2 separate regions of the Homo sapiens genome follow, and region 2 is linked to region 1. Evidence: read pairs that join two places in POLR2A ChIA-PET (ENCODE). Cell type or tissue: OCI-LY7. All regions are shown on one strand. Each heading gives the region's core, and the rest is flanking DNA. Links, peaks and the distances in the headings are about the cores only.

Region 1 (2,906 bases), core at 167-2,666:
ATGGTCTCCATCTCCTGACCTCGTGATCCGCCTGTCTCGGCCTCCCAATGTGCTGGGATTACAGGCGTGAGCCACCGCACCTGGCCAGCAATAAAGCTTTTTAATCACCTGGGTGCAGGTGGTCAGCAAAGGGAGATGGGGTGGAGCCATTTTATAGGATCTGGGTGGGTAGCAGAAAATTGCAGTCAAAGAGGTTTGTTCTCTGGCGGGCAGGGGCAGGGGTCACAGGGTGCTGGGTGGGGGAACTTCTGAGACTCACTGTCCAGGAGAAGGAATTTCATGAGGCAATGTCGTCAGTTAAGGCAGGAACTGGCCATTTTCACTTCTCTTGTGGTTCTTCAGTTGCCTCAGGCCATCTGGATGTACACGTCCAGGCTTGGGCTCGGAGGCCTGACAGCAGGGTCTGGCTCTGTCACCCAGGCTGGAGTGCAGCGACGTGACCAATCAACACTCAGTGCAGCCTCGACCTCCTGGGCTCGAGCGATCCTCCCACCTCGGTCTCCCGAGTGGGTGGGACCACAGGCATGCACCACCACCACTGGCTATTTTTTCATACTTTTTGTAGAGACAGGGTCTCACCATGTTGCCCAGGCTGGTCGTGAACTCCTGGGCTCAAGTGATCCGCCCGCCTCAACTTCCCAAAGTGCTGAGATTACAGGCGTGAGCCACAGCACCCGGCGTAAATCAGCTTTTTAAACTTCAGTCTGATTTAGTCAGGTCCCTGTTCCAGAGTCACACCTGCTCGTCCTCCCTGCTCTTGGCTTTGCTGCATTTCCTTCCTTGGCCGTCCTCAGCCCCCACTGCCCCCTCCCCCTAGAATCTCTCTGCACAAAACGTGGCATCAGGTCAGGCTTGAGACCATGAATCACTCCCTTAGTCTCTTTTTCTTGGAGCATTTGGTGCAATAAAAGGGCTTTCCTGGGCCATTCCCTTGGCCGGACCCTACCTGGAGATTTGTCAGCGGTGGGTGCGGTGGCCTGCTCTTGATTCCATCCTAGCCGCAACCGCTGAGATCGACATTCGAGGGTCTCTGCAGTCTTCCCTTCTGCTGGTCAGGATGGAAAGGCAGTTGCCTCTTTTAACCCACAAAGTACCCCCCGGGTTTTCTCGGTTTCCTTTCGCACCTGCTCACCCACCGGCCAGTTCTCTCCTGAGCTCATGATGCCAAAACCCACATCCGGCCGCAGACAGCACCCGCAGAACATTCGCTGCCCGGCCTCAGAGTCCAGGGCTCACATTTATTAGGTTCTTGCTCCGCCTTCCAAACACCCCACCACGTCCTCCCTGCTCCGCCTGGCCCGGGCAGCACTGCCCCGAGTCAGCCAGGATGAGCCAGGCTGTGCGGTGGTAACGAACGGCCCGACCCTCAGCCGCTGACTCCCTCCAGTGTGGGCCTGTGGCAGGTGTGGGGTCTGCGCCTCGTCCTCGCCCAGCCGCCCAGGTTGGGGAGCCCCCAGCGTGTGCTGCCAGGCCTCCGAGGTGGGAACGGGAGGTGGAGTCACGCCTGATCTCTTGGCACCACCTCTCATGCCCACAACATCTCACTGGCCACCTCAAGTGACAAGCTCATGCCAAGCTGCAAAGGGGTGGGAAAGAAAGATTCCAGCAAGAAAGCTGGAGGCTTGGGGAACAGCACTGATGGGCCTCCCCGTGCACCTCGGGCGCCTTGAGGCACTGCACGTGCTGTGGGGTGTGTGCCTGTGAAGAGGGCAGGGCCGCACTTGGGAGGGAGAGAAGGGGAGTCGCTGCCCCGGGGAACAGCAGCTGCATTAGAGCAAGAAGGTCAGGGCACCCCCATGGGGCTGTTCGACCGGAAGCTCGAGGAAGGGGCTTTTCACCCTCGTTCTGACCCAGAGCTTCTCTGAATCTGTCCTGACCGTCTGCAGGCATTGGTGAAGCTGGCCCAGCAGCTCCTGGAAGGCACCCTCTAGCTGCAACTCCAAAGGGGCTTTTCGGCTGCAGCTCCCACCACGGCTGCTGAAGAAAGGGCTTGGGAAGGAAGGCGCTGTGGCCATCCTGAGATGCAACCTCATTCTCCACTCTGAGCCTGCAGAAAGACAGGGCGCCCACTTACAGAGACAATTTCAGATTGCTTTTGTGGAAGATGAATGCTCAGATGCTCTTTATTTCTCTGTGAATTAAAACCCTAATTTAAACATTAGCTGGGCATGCTAATGTGTGTGTTACTTGGGAGTTCCAGCTACTCGGGAGGCTGAGACAGGAGGATTGCTTGAGCCCAGGAGGTGGAGTCTGCAGTGATCTGTGATGGTGCCACTGCACTTCAGCCTGGGTGACAGAGTGAGACCCTGTTTCAAACAAAGAAACAAAACCCACAAACCAAAACAAAACAAAACAAAACTCTATTTATTCCTCACTCTATTTTTTGGCCATTGAGAGACCCCACAGAGACTTGCTTTTTCCTTAAACTGCTAAGTCACAAAGTTCTAGAGCTTACTGTGAGAAACAAACTCACTCGCCCGAACCCAAAGAATGGATTTAGAAACGCAGAAGACAGCAAAAGTGAGACTTTTGATGACGGTCTTGCAAGATCAGGTATCTATCTGATGGGCAGGCACTCACAGCACAGTCACAACCAGCGATTTATCTCCCAGTGCACAGGCCCCTCCCCTGCATCCTCATAGGCTGAGTACTGTGGGGTCACAGTCTTCCCATTGGTTGTTGGGCAGCAGCTTTAGGTGTCTTCTTTTGGGTTGTCCTGCTGCATTTTGTTGCAGCCCACAATGCATTGCAATCCCAGTCAGCCCAGGGGCTCTGCGTATTTGACTTATGAGCTAAGTAGCTGGGCAGGCTGATAAGGACAGACAAACCGAGCTATTTTGCAGGCTAGTAAACTTTTATCTTAGACGAAACTTCCCTGGTTTGGGTAAGGGCAACTAAGTGGAGGG
Region 2 (2,906 bases), core at 233-2,732, 110 kb before region 1:
CCCCAAGTCAAGATGGTTAAGGCCTGGAGGTGTTGGGGAGGCAGCAAGGAGACAGAGTTGTCCCTGCAATGAGGACGGGAGGGGTTTGGGTCCCCACCCCAATGCCACCCTGGTGTGGCAGGCAAGGATGGCTTCAGGTGGTCCTCAAGGGCAGAGGCCCAGCTGGGAGAGGGTCTCCCCTGCAGGGGCTTCAGGCTGGGGGTCGCCTGCCAAGCACTGTCAGCCAAGAGAGGCTGGAGCCAGCAGGGTGCCTGAGACCAGCCCAGAGAGAGTACAGGGGCAGGTTCTCAGAGGCACCGACTCCAGCTGACCCAGAGGGGCTGCCTCTGAGCAGTGCCTGGACGAGTCTGCTCGTCCAGACACTGTGTCTGTGTCTGTGGCCGCGCCCAGGAGGCTGTTGGGGGCGGGGGGGGAGGACAGGTCTCTGAGGGGCCCAGGGCAAAGGTAATGACAATTGGTGCTCACACCTGCCTGTGGGATTTCACCTGGGCGCTCCCTAGCTCTCGCTGGCTTTGTCACCCGGACCGCTCCACGGGTGGCTGCCATATCCCACAGTTAAAAGGAGGCTGCAGGGACGGAGGAGCTGCCTCTGCTGCATGTTGGGCCTCAGGGGGAGGCGGTCTGGTGGACGGGGTCTTCTGAAGTGGGAGGAGGAAAGGCAGAGGAACAGGGTCCAGGGTCCACAGAGGAAGAGCAGGAGGCCCACGGGGAACCTCGACCAAAGTTCTCTGCCAAGGCAGGGCAGGGCCACCTGCCAGGACGTCCAGGCCAAACTCTTGCCTCTTCAGGAGCTGCACTCAAACCCGGAAGCCAAGAGTCAAGCTGAGTCTGGGGGAAATAAAGTTTATAATAATAGACTTGAATGTGGAAAAATAAAGCAAATTTAATAAGTTTATTAAAGTGTGATGTGTTTGTGTTAGAATATTTGAAAACAAACATAATGAAGAAAAGCATAATACCCCATCCTTAGTTCACATTGTTAAGCAAATGTAAGTATCAAATATCAGTCTACTCTTCCCATATTTTAATGCCCCTTAGCTACGTTTACATAAACATTTTATACATGTTTGTGATAGGAGCATCAAACCACCATGGCACACGTTTACCTGTGTAACAAACCTGCACGTTTTGCACACGTATCCTGGAACTTAAAGTAAAAGAACATTAAAAAAAAATTAATCTCCGCCAAGTGCAGTGGCTCATGCCTGTTATCCCAGCGCTTTGGGAGGCCGAGGCGGGCGGATCACCTGAGGCCGGGAGTTCAAGACTAGCCTGACCAACATGGTGAAACCCCGTCTCTACAAAAAATACAAAATTAGCCGGGCGTGGTGGTGCATGCCTGTAATCCCAGCTACTTGGGAGGCTGAGGCAGGAGAATCATTCGAACCCAGGAGGCGGAGGTTGTGGTGAGCCGAGATCCTGCCACTGCACTCCAGCCTGAGCAACAGAGCAAGACTCCGTCTCAAAAAATAAAAAGAATAAATAAATCTCTTTTAATCTAGGAAAAATTTTTATATGTTTGTAGTCTGTTTTTTTTACTTAGCAGTATAACATAAGCATTTTCCTATGTTCTCAAAAACTCTTTGAAAGTATAACTTCTAATGTCTGCTTAATCAGCATATAAATATGAATACCATGTTTTCGCTGATATTTTCCTATTGTTGAACATTGGTGGTTTACAATTTTTGCTGCAAATGACATATATACATATTTTCATTATTTTGCATTTTTTTAGAACAGTTTACAAAAAGTTAGATTAATGAACCAAAGTCTAAACAATTTTAAGGCTCTTAATACGTATTATAGCTGAATTGCTTTCTGAAAGGGCTGTACTGGTTTTCTGTCCAGATAGGACTGGGTGGGGTCCCCCTCCCTCTCCACCCTTCACTGATCGTAAGGGAACTTCCACGCTGGGTGAGGCCAGCGGCCAATGCAGCCGCCTCGCTGAGCTCTCTCCCCTGAAGCTGGATATGCTGGCTTTACAGCCAGGACTCTGGAAGTGACTGAGGATTCCTCTGGTGACGCCCACGGAAGGTGTGGGGGGAGGAGGAACAGTGTTTCTGCAACGCAACTGGGAATGCTGAAAAAGTCATTGAAAGAGAGCACAGCAGCTGTGTGGACACTTGAAGTGGCGCCTGAGTAACTCACATGACCTGCTAGCAGATTGTTTTAACACACTGAAAACGTGGAGATTGTTTTATTATTTATTTATTGATTTATTTATTTTGAGACGGAGTTTCACTCTGTCACCCAGGCTGGAGTGCAGTGGCACGATCTTGGCTCACTGCAACCTCCACCCTCCGGGTTCAAATGATTCTCCTCCCTCAGCCTCCTGAGTAGCTGGGATTACAGGCGCCTGTCACCACGCCTGGCTAATTTTTTGTATTTTTAGTACAAATGGGGTTTCACCATCTTGGCCAGGCTGGTCTTGAACTCCTCACCTCGTGATCCACCCACCTCTGCCTCCCAAAGCTCTGGGATTACAGGCATGAGCCACCGCACCCAGCCGAAGATTGTTTTAACACAGTGTGAAAACATGAGCACAGAGACCCCTGAGCGGGCTGAGCTGGGGACTGGGGAGCGACACCCGTCACGGACGGTGCAGGGGCTGGGAACGTGGATCTTGCGTGTGAGTTCCTCCCATACTCAACAAGCCTTGCACATTCTGTTTCTGAACTAGATCTAACTTGGCAGCTGTGACCCCCTGGTGAGACTGCCGGATGTTCCCTCTCCCGCTTACCCTGCTTTCTTCCATGGGAAAAGAGCTCACATGCCCCAGGCTTCCTTGCCATAGAGTGTGGTCACGTGACTAACCATGTGAAGGGTGAGGTTCCCTCCTTCGCCCTTTCCTCTTCCCACTGGCTGGAACGTGGATGTGATGACTGGAGCTTGAGCAGTCATTTTGG

The links. Peaks named below come from ENCODE experiments on the same cell type or tissue, not always from the same donor. Only the 100,000 strongest peaks of a DNase experiment are listed, where the experiment ranks them.
Region 2: POLR2A ChIA-PET joins it to region 1 with 5 read pairs; 4 of 35 experiments call an interaction of 5 or more read pairs at or near these places.

The regions. Positions count from the first base shown.
Region 1 is chr11:329,383-332,288 of GRCh38, reverse strand. It overlaps IFITM3-AS1 (IFITM3 antisense RNA 1), which reads right to left. Exons shown (of 5, transcript XR_007062540.1): 3 at 947-2,306; 4 at 260-421. Among named protein-coding and RNA genes, the nearest start is that of IFITM3, 10 kb to the right of the region's middle. RefSeq lists an enhancer at 1,043-1,142. In OCI-LY7, for the core only: CTCF peaks have their summits at 1,967 and 2,205; DNase peaks (open chromatin) are centred at 768, 1,138, 1,718 and 2,648; H3K4me3 peaks cover 1,558 bases; H3K27ac peaks cover 2,500 bases.
Region 2 is chr11:443,666-446,571 of GRCh38, reverse strand. No RefSeq gene overlaps it. Among named protein-coding and RNA genes, the nearest start is that of ANO9, 3.1 kb to the right of the region's middle. In OCI-LY7, for the core only: no CTCF peak of the experiment used is centred there; no DNase peak of the experiment used is centred there.